2 separate regions of the Homo sapiens genome follow, and region 2 is linked to region 1. Evidence: read pairs that join two places in POLR2A ChIA-PET (ENCODE). Cell type or tissue: B cell. All regions are shown on one strand.

What was found. ChIA-PET counts read pairs that join two places held together with the same protein. Peaks named below come from ENCODE experiments on the same cell type or tissue, not always from the same donor. Only the 100,000 strongest peaks of a DNase experiment are listed, where the experiment ranks them.
Region 2: POLR2A ChIA-PET joins it to region 1 with 5 read pairs; 2 of 35 experiments call an interaction of 5 or more read pairs at or near these places.

What each region holds. Positions count from the first base shown.
Region 1 is chrY:21,031,333-21,036,332 of GRCh38, reverse strand. No RefSeq gene overlaps it. Among named protein-coding and RNA genes, the nearest start is that of RPS4Y2, 280 kb to the right of the region's middle. In B cell, no CTCF peak of the experiment used is centred here; a DNase peak (open chromatin) is centred at 2,802.
Region 2 is chrY:21,220,091-21,225,090 of GRCh38, reverse strand. It overlaps the pseudogene NEFLP1. Among named protein-coding and RNA genes, the nearest start is that of PRORY, 230 kb to the left of the region's middle. In B cell, no CTCF peak of the experiment used is centred here; no DNase peak of the experiment used is centred here.

The sequences.
Region 1 (5,000 bases):
CACAAAAGAAGTGAAAATGCCCTGCCCCACTTTTACTGATGACATTCCACCACAAAAGAAGTGAAAATGGCCAGTCTTTGCCTTAACTGATGACATTCCACCACAAAAGAAGTGAAAATGGCTGGTCCTTGTCTTAAGTGATGACATTATCTTGTGAAAGTCCTTTTCCTGGCTCAACCTGGCTCAAAAACTTCCCCACTGAGCACCTTGCGACCCCTATTCCTGCCCGGCAGAGAACAAATCCACTTTGACAGTAATTTTTCTTTATCTTCCCAAATCCTATAAAATGGCCCCACGCTTATCTCCCTTTGCTGACTCTCTTTTCAGACTTGGCCCACTTGCACCAAGGTGATTAAAAGCTTTATTTCTTTCACAAAGCCTGTTTGGTGGTCTCTTCACATGGACGTGCCTGAAATTTCTTTGTGTTGAAATGTTAATCTTTTTGAAAAATAAATGTGCCCATTTTTAAGAGTTCTGGTACAAAGCTTGTTGTCAGCTTTCAGTGTAAGATATTTGCTTGTTTTGATGGTTTTCTATGAAGGCCACTAAAATTTAATATTTCCTTCTTGTTTTTTCTAAATATCTAGCTAAAAACTCTTTTTTTGAAAACGTTTTACTTTCCCGAAAGAGAACCAGCTGTCACCATGAGTTCTGGCACAATAGTTGTTGCAGGCTTTCAAGGCTGTATATTTGTTTTGATACTTCACTAGAATGGCCACTGATGTTAGAAAATTCCTTTTATTCCCTTGTTTCAAAATGCATGACTACAAACTCTTGTTTATGTAAACACCTTCCTTTTCCTGAAATAAAATGGCCCAGTGTTAATATTTCTCAACAAATCTTTTTTTTTTTTTTTTTGGATCTCTGGAAGGGCCACTGAGGTAAAACAATTCTCCTCTTTACTTTTTTTAAATACCTGTCTGCAAACTTTTTGTCAGTTAAAAATATTTATTTCCCTAAAAAAAAAGCTGCCCTTGTTCAAAAGTTCTGGAACAAAACTTACTTTCAACTTTGAGATCTTCGCATTAGTTCCTAATGACAAGTAACGACAAGGGCCATGAGTGTAATAGACTTTCTCTTCTTTCTCTTTTTAAATGCATGTCAAGAAACTGCTTCTCTGTTCAAATATTTTTTTCTCTTAAAGAAACCACCAGACAGGGCACAGTGGCTCACCCATATAATCCCATCACTTTGGGAGGGCAAGGCAGGTGCATCTTCTGAGGTCAGGAATTTGAGACCAGCCTGGTTAACATGGTAAATCCCATCTCTACTAAAAAAAAATAATAATAAAAAAATTAGCTTGGCTTGGTGGCAGGGGACTGTAATCCCAGCTACTCAGGAGGCTGAGGCAGGAGAATCACTTTAACATGGAGGTTGGAGATGGCAGTGAGCCAAGACCATGCCACTGCACTGCAGCCTGGGTAACAACAGTGAAACTCCATTTCAAAAGAAAAATAAAAGGAAGAAAAAGCAAGAAAGAAACCACCCATTTTCAAGAATTCTGACATAAATTTGTCAGCATTCAGGGCCAGATGTTCCCTTCTTTCATCAGTTCCCTAGAAAAACCACTGGTGTTTTTTTTTTTTTTTTTAAATTGTTCTATCTAAATGTCTAACTGAACCTCTTTCTTTGCCTGAAAAAAAAATAAAAGGGACCATTATTAATAGTTATTGCACAAATCTTGTCAACTTTCAGGACCAGGTATTTGTTAATTTTAAAGGAAGGTTCTCTAAAAGATCCTCTGTTATGGACAAGGGTGGTGGCTCACATTTGTAAGCCCAGCACTTCGTAAGGCCGAGGGAGTTGTAGCACCTGGAGAGTTGGAGACCATTCTGGTCAACATGGAGAAACCCCATCTCTACTAAAAATACAAAAATTGCCCGGGTGTAGTGGCACATGCCTGGAATCCCAGCTACTCAGGGGGCTGAGGAAGGAGAACTACTTGAACCTGGGAGACAGAGGTTGCAATGAGCCAAGATCACACCACTGTACCCCAGCCTGAGCAACAGAATGAGTCATCTCAAAAAAAAAAAAAAAAAAAACTCTGTTGTGAGAAAACTTTACTATTACATTTGCAAATGCCTTTCTACAAACTTCACTTTGATACAAAGAAAACCACATGTAATCCAGAGTTGTGGAACAAAGATATTAGATTTCAGGGCTTGATATATGCTCGTATTGATGGTTTTCTAAAAGAACCACTGATGTAAAAGGTTTCCCCTCTTTGTTTCTTTTAAATGTCTGCCTGCAAACCTCTCTTCAGCTAAACCCTTCCCTTGAAAGAAAACTGCTCTTCTTTAAGAGTTCTGGCACAAAAACTTCATCTTTGAGAGCTAAATATTTGTTTGTATTGATAAGTAATGAGAAAGGTCACTATTTTAAAAAAATTATCTTGTTTCTTATTCTAAATACTTATCAGGGATTCTTCTGTTTATGTTAAAGTCTGCCTTTCTCTTAAAGAAAACCATCCATCAGCAAAAGTTATGGCACAAACGTGTTGCCAGCTTTCAGGACGATATATTTTTTCATTTTGATGGTTTTTTAGGTGAGACACTGTTGCTATCATCACTCTCTTCCTTTCTTCTTTTAAGTGATCATCCACGAACTTTTATTTATATGAACTTTTTTTTTTGCTTGCAACAAAACCACGCATCAGAAAGGGTTCTAACATAATATTTGTTTTCAGCTTTCAGAGCCAGACATATGCATTAATTTTTAGGTTCCCTAGAAGAGCCACTGGTGTGAGAAATCTCCTACTTCCTCCTTCTTAGTTTCTGTCTAGAAATATCTCTTTTTTTGTTAAACACCTTCCCTTCTTTAAACACACACACACACACACACACACACACAAACACACACACACATTACTAATAGTTCTGGCACAAAGCTTCTTGTCAACTGTCAAGACCAGATATTTATTTGTTTTGACAGTTTTCTAGGAAGGATATTTGTGTTAGAGAATCTTTTTCTTGCTTACTCTAAATGTCTGTCTGAGAACTTTTCTTTGTATCTACATCTTTCTTATCCTGATAAAAAATGACCCATCATCAATAGCCCTGGAACAAATACTGTTATCAGATTTTAGAGCAGATATTTTTAAGATTTTGATATGTATCTATTGGGGCAAATGATGTACAATTTTTTTCTCTCCCTATAAATACCTCTCTGCAAACTTCCTTCATGTTAACATCTTCGTTTCTCTTAAAACTGACCATGTTCACAAGTCATGGAAAAAAGTTTGTTGTTAGCATTAACTGCCAGATATATATTGGTCTTGATGGGTTTCTAGAAGAAACACTGCAATAGGAAAATTTTTTGCTAACTTCTTCTAGAAGCCTACCTGCAAGCTTCTCCCCATATTTACATCGTTGTTTCCTAAAAAAAAAAAAAAAAAAAAAAAAGGCTGCCCATCACCAAGAGTTTTGGCACAAAACTTATTGTTAGCTTTCAAAGCTGCGTATTTATTGGCATTAATTGATCTTTAGAAGAGCCACTGGAATGTGAGAATACTCTTTCTACCTCTTTTAAAACAACTGCAATGTTCTCTTTCTGTTAACATCTGTATTTAGCTCTACAAAAAATGCTGGCCATCATCAAGAGTTCTGGCACAAAGCCTGTCATCAGCTGTCAAGACCAGATATTTATTTGTTCTGAAGTTTCCCTGGAAGGGCCATGACTATAAGATAATTTTTCTACTTTCTCCTTCTAAATGCTTGTCTGCAATATTTTTTGTGTTGAAATTTATCTTTCCTTGAAAGAAAACTCATCTTCAAGAGTTCTGGAACAAAGCTTGTTGTCATTTTTCAGAGTCAGATATTTATTCATTTTGATGGTTCCAAAAAAGAACCAGAGATGAAGGAGAATTTTTTACCTTACTATTTCTGAATAACTGTTTATAAACTTGTCATTATGTAACCATATTCCATTTTTCAAAAGTAAACTAACCCATCATAAACACTTCTGGCATAGACCTTGATGTCAGCCTTTAGCGTTGGATAATTGTTTTTATTGAATGGTTCCTAGAAGAACAACTGGTTTGAGAGAATATCCCCCCTTGCTTTTTCTAAATGTCTGCCTTCAAACTATGTTTGTTAAAATTTACCCCTTTATTAAAATAATCCTCATCAGCAGTAGTTCTTTCATAAAGCTTTCTGTCAGCTGTTAAAACTGAATTGTTAGAGTGGGTCAAGATGGTAGATGAGAAACAGTGACAATCAGAGGCTCCCATCAAAAAGATCCAAAATAACTATGTGAATCTTTCACTAGTAAACTGAGGTATCTATGTTCTCTCATAAGAACTGACTAGGCAGATGACATAATCCACAAAGAGAAAGGAAGAGCAGTGCTATGCAGCAGTCCACTTGAGAACCACAGGGAGCAGGGGTGCCCCAATGCCCCAGCCAAAATAGGTGGTGAGAGAGCATGCTACCCAGCTGGGGGAACTGTGCTTTTTTCATGAAACTCTGCAACCCATGGATCAAAAGGTCCCACTTGAGATCCTACAGCAATGACACCTAGCATCCCAATCTCAGGGCTTTGCAGATTCTCAACAACCTACTGTCTAAGCCATTTTACCTTCTTTGGAGTGGGGCAGCGGTAGGACTCACAACTGCCTGACCGGCTAAGCTCCTTGGGTCAGGGAAATGTGGCATGCATCTCTGTAGCTCCAAGCTGTGTTTTTCTTCTGCTGGAGCCAGGGAGGCTGGCTGGTTTAGTCACAAAATGTGTTCCCCACAACCCAACAAACTGGCTGTGACACACCAGCCAGAATGCCTCCTCAGGCTTATTTCTGGATAACTGTTTACAAACTTGTCATTATGTAACCCTCTTCCATTTTTCTTTTTTTTTTCTTTTCTTTTTTTTTATTATACTTTAAGTTTTAGGGTACATGTGCACATTGTGCAGGTTAGTTACATATGTATACATGTGCCATGCTGGTGCGCTGCACCCACTAACTCATCATCTAGCATTAGGTATATGTCCCGATGTTATCCCTCCCC
Region 2 (5,000 bases), 190 kb before region 1:
GGTGATAAAGCAATTGGTTAAATTCAACATCCTTCAAGACAAAAATCCTCAAAAAACAGCAGAAAAAAGAAACATACCTCAACATAATAAAAACCTTATATGACAGACTAAAAAATATTCAGTATTGTACTGAATGGGGAAAAACTGAACATATTTTATCTATAATCTACAATACAACAAAGTTGCCCACTGTGACCACTATTATTCAACGTAGTACTGGAAGTTCTATCTAGAGAGATCAGACAAGAGAAATATATGAAAGACATTTAAGTGGGAAGAGAATAATTCAAATTATTCTACTTTGCAGGTGATATAATCTCATATTAGAAAAAAAACTTAAGGACACCACAAGAAAACTATTAGAGCTGATAAACAAATTGGGTAGAGTTGTAGTATATAAAATTAACAGACACAAATCTGAAACAGTAAACAATCTGAAAAAGAAATAAGAAATCATCTTATTTTCAATAGTCACACATAAAATTAAATACTTAGAAATTAACCAAAGAAGTGAAAGATCTGAATAATGAAAATAGTTGAAGATGACACTACAAAATGGTAAAACATATTATGTTCAGGAATTGTAAGACAATATTGTTAAAATGTCCATACTACCCAGAGCAATCTACAGATTCAATGTAATTCCTAACATAATACCAATAATATTTTTGAAATAAATGAAAAAATAATTTTAAATTTTACATGGAACCACAAGAGACTCAGAATAGCTAAACCTGTCCTTAGAAAAAAGAACAAAATTAGATAAATCAAATTATCTGACCTCAAATTAGAGTCCTGAGCCACAGTAAGTAAAACAGCCTTAAATAGCCAGTTTACTAGCATAAAATAGAAACACAGAAAAATGAAAATGAATAGAGAACCTGAAAAAAATCCACACAGCTACAGTAAACTAATTTGGACAAATGTGCCAAGAACATCCACTGAGGAAAACATACACCCTATTAAATGAAGATGCCAAGAAATCTGGGCTTCCATATGTGCAATAATAAAAATGAGACTTCTACTTTTGGCCATATATAAAAACTGAATCAAAGTGAATTAAAGCCTTAAGTCTACAACCTGAAACTCTGAAATTACAAAAAAAAGACTTGGGAAAATCTCCAGGTTATTAATATGAAAAAAATATTGCTTTTTTTTGAGATAGGTTGTCACCCATGCTGATGTACAGTGGCAAGATCAAAGCCCACGGCAATCACCATCTCTAAGGCTAAAGCAATCTCCTGTCACAGCCTTTGAGAAGCTGGGACTACTGGCACATATCACCACATACCATGGAAATTTTTGTGTGTGTGTGTTCACTTTTGTAGAGATGGGGTTACATCATGTCCTCAGGTTGGTTTTGAATTCTTGTGCTCAAGAAATCCATATAAGTTAGCCTTGCAAAGAGCTAGTATTATAGGTATAAGCCACCCTGCCTGACCAAAGATTTCCTCAGCAATTCCCCAGAAGCACAAGCAACCTAACCAGAAATGGACGTCTGGAATCAACATGCAGTTGAAAAGTTTCTGCAGGGGAAAAATTTAAAAATCAACAATGTGTAGAGATTATTCACAGAAATAGAAGAAATATTTGTAACTTACCCATCTGACAAAGGATTAATAATCACAATAAATAAAAATCTCAAACAATCTATAGGAAAAAATTTATAGGAAAATCTTATAATTTGGTCAAAATATTTGAAAAACATATTTCTCAAAGGAAAACATACAAATGTGACCAGGTATATCAAAAAGTGCTCAAGATCATTAATTATCAGAAAAATCCAAATTAAAATTACAATAAGATATCATCTCAATCTAGTTAAAATGGGTTTTATTCAAAAGACTTTCAATAACAAATTCTGCTGAGAATTTGAAGAGTGTGAAATGTGCTCACATTCAAGGAGCAGTGTCCCAAAGTTGTGCAGAGCTGAAAGTCCTTGAATATGGTCCATGAAACAACCATTTATCTTTGCTAAGCTTCTGTGTCTGTGGTAAAAGAGGCTCTCTGAAATATCTTAGAGGTTTTTTCCCCATTGTCTTGGATACTAACACTTAGCTCCTTTTTGCTTTACTGCAGCATCTTAAATTTCTTCTCTGAAAAAGAGCTTTGCTTTTCTACCACTTTGCAGGCTGCAAGTTTTCCAAACTTTTATGCTGTATTACTTTTTTTAACATAAGTTTCAGTTTCATGTCATCTGTTTGCTCATGCATATGAGCTTAGGTTGTTAGAAGCATCCAGGTGACATCTGGAGCACTTTCTGCTTAGAAATTTTTTTCACCACATACCCTAAATTTTTCCACCACAGACTCTAAGTCACCATACTCAACTTCAGAGTTCCACATATCCCTAGGGCAGGGGTACAATGCATTATCAAGGGTACCTTGCTAATGTGTAACAAATATGACATTTGCTCTGCTTCCCAATAAGCTCCTTATTTCCATGCATGATCTCCTCAGTGTCTACTTCATTTTCCCTATCACTATCAGCACATTGGTCACAACAATTTAGTAACACTCTAGGAAGTCCCAAACTTTTCCTTATCATCTTCTGAGACCTCCACACTCTTCTAACCTATGTTAGTTATTTAATTCCTATGTGGCTTCCATATTTTCAGGTAGCTTCATAGCAATACCCTACTGCTCCATACCAATACTCTGTATATAGTCTGTTTTCCCAGCAATACAGAGTTTTGGTATTATCTTAGACACATTTAAGAATAATGCCCACTAGTTTCTACATTTCCTCTCATAAATTTTAACTTTTAACTGAAATGGTAATGATCTATATAATTTATATATCCTATATAATGATATATTTACATTGTATCATTTTAAAGCATACACTTGGGGGTTTTTAATTGTTTCACAATGTTTTTTCACTGCAATTACTAATTTAAAAATATTTTTATTACCCTGATACAAAATTTTCCTACAAACAGGCTGAGGGCAGCAGGATGGAAGCCTGCAAATGTTCTGACCAGGCTGCACCACAGCAGAGCGAAAAGCACCTGGATAGCCTGATGGGCAAAATTGCCTTTCTGAAGAAATTTCACTAAGAGGAGATCCATCCACTTGCAGGGGCAGATCCAGTATGTGCAGATCTCCATAGAGATAAACATGTTCACCAATCTCAACCTCACCTCTTTGCTGGAGGTCATCTGCCCACAGTAGGGAAAGATGGCTGCCAAGAGCATGCAGAGCATGCAGAGGAGTGCTTTAAGAGCCCTTTAGACTGCTGAGCCAGAGCACTGTCAAGAGGGTCTATGCCATGCAAGGCACCAGAAACAAGGTGTCTCAGAGCCACTACCTGCTCAAGACCAAGAACTTGGAGATCAAAGCATGCTAGGGCATGAAGGAAGTAATGGAGATATAGCTGCAGGAGCCAAAGGACAAGTTGAACACCTACATCAGTAGTGTGCAGGCCATCATCCACAAATTAGAAAATGAATTGAAGATGGCAAAGTTAAACATCTGGATACCTAAATGAATACCAAGTCCTCCAGGTGAAGATGGCTCTTTGTATTGAGGCTGCAGCTCAGAGGAAACCCTTCAAAGGCAAGGAGACCCAGCTGAGTTTCAGCAGCATGGGAAGCACACTGCTTCCAGACCCCCTGGTCTTTGGTTTATCACCTACTGGGGTTCACATACCAACTCCTACATGATGTCCACCCACTCCTTCCTGTCCTACTACAGTAGCCATGTGCAAGAGGAGTAGATCATGGTGGAGGAATCCATTGAGAGTGCTAAGATTGAGGAAGGCAAAGACTAGTACCCCTCTGAAGAAAAAGCCTAGGAGGAGAAAGATAATAAAGAGGAGGAGGAAGAGGTGGCAGGGAAGAGGACTAAGCTGCTAAGGAAGTGTCTAAAGAAGCAAAGGATAAAGAAGAAATAGGTCAGGGTGAAGAAGGAGAGGAAAAGCTGAAGAGGAGGAAAATAAAGTTGAAGGTGCTGGGGAAGAACAAGCAGGTAAGAAGAAATATTAACCCCCATTCCCTTCATTATTCCAGGACAAATTCTCCCCAAATCAGGTCAACTCATCAACAACCAACCAATCACTTAAGTTCCAGATCCTATGTGAATTAATGTGTCAATATATGTATAATTCTAAGATGACTGAGGTTAGATATTTGGCATTGTGGTATGAATTTCCATTCTCTGCAGAGTATTTGTTTGCTTGCAGAGTGGTTTTCTGGCTTGCTGCCAACATTTGCATGATCCTCACTTATGAGTTCAGGATCTACAGCAATGTGAATGGTTTGCAATAAAAAATACACATAATACATGAATTCACTATTCACTAATTTTAATGTTAAACTCCATGGAAAAATAGTCCTTTGAAGTTTTGATGTCTAGAAATTAAGGACCTCAAGTTATGTCCAATAAATAGTAAATAGTATTATACTGGATGACATAAACAAAGAGATTTTACTATTCAGAATATTTTATTTAACAATTCACAGTGTGTGCCTTTATGTTTCTTGTTTTTGTTTGTGTAGCATAAGATTTTCAGTGTTTCAAGGGGTTATACCATTCACTCTTTATTTCATGACTAATTAATGTTGCATTGTATGAAACGTCTACATTTTATTTATAAATTTATTAGGTAATGGACATTTGTTTGTCTCATACATTTTACTTACTTCAGAAGTATTTTTATTTATGTTAAATAATTTCTTTGATTACCTGATTTCAGTTTTGGGGGAAAAGTGTGGAATATATGCTCAGATAAAATATGCCTGTTTGTATGAAATTTTTATGTCATCCTTTGAGAAGTGTCTATTCAGCTCTTTTGTCCATTTTTTACCATTGGATTATGAGTTTTTTCTTTTAGAGTTGTCTGAGCTCCTGTATTCTGATTAGTCATCAGATATATATAAACATATATTCTGATCATTACTCCTTTGTTAGATAAGTAGGTTGCAAAATGTTCTTCCGTTCTGTGGGTTGTCTTTTCATTTTGTTGATTGTTGTCTTTATTATGCAGAAGCTTTTATTTTT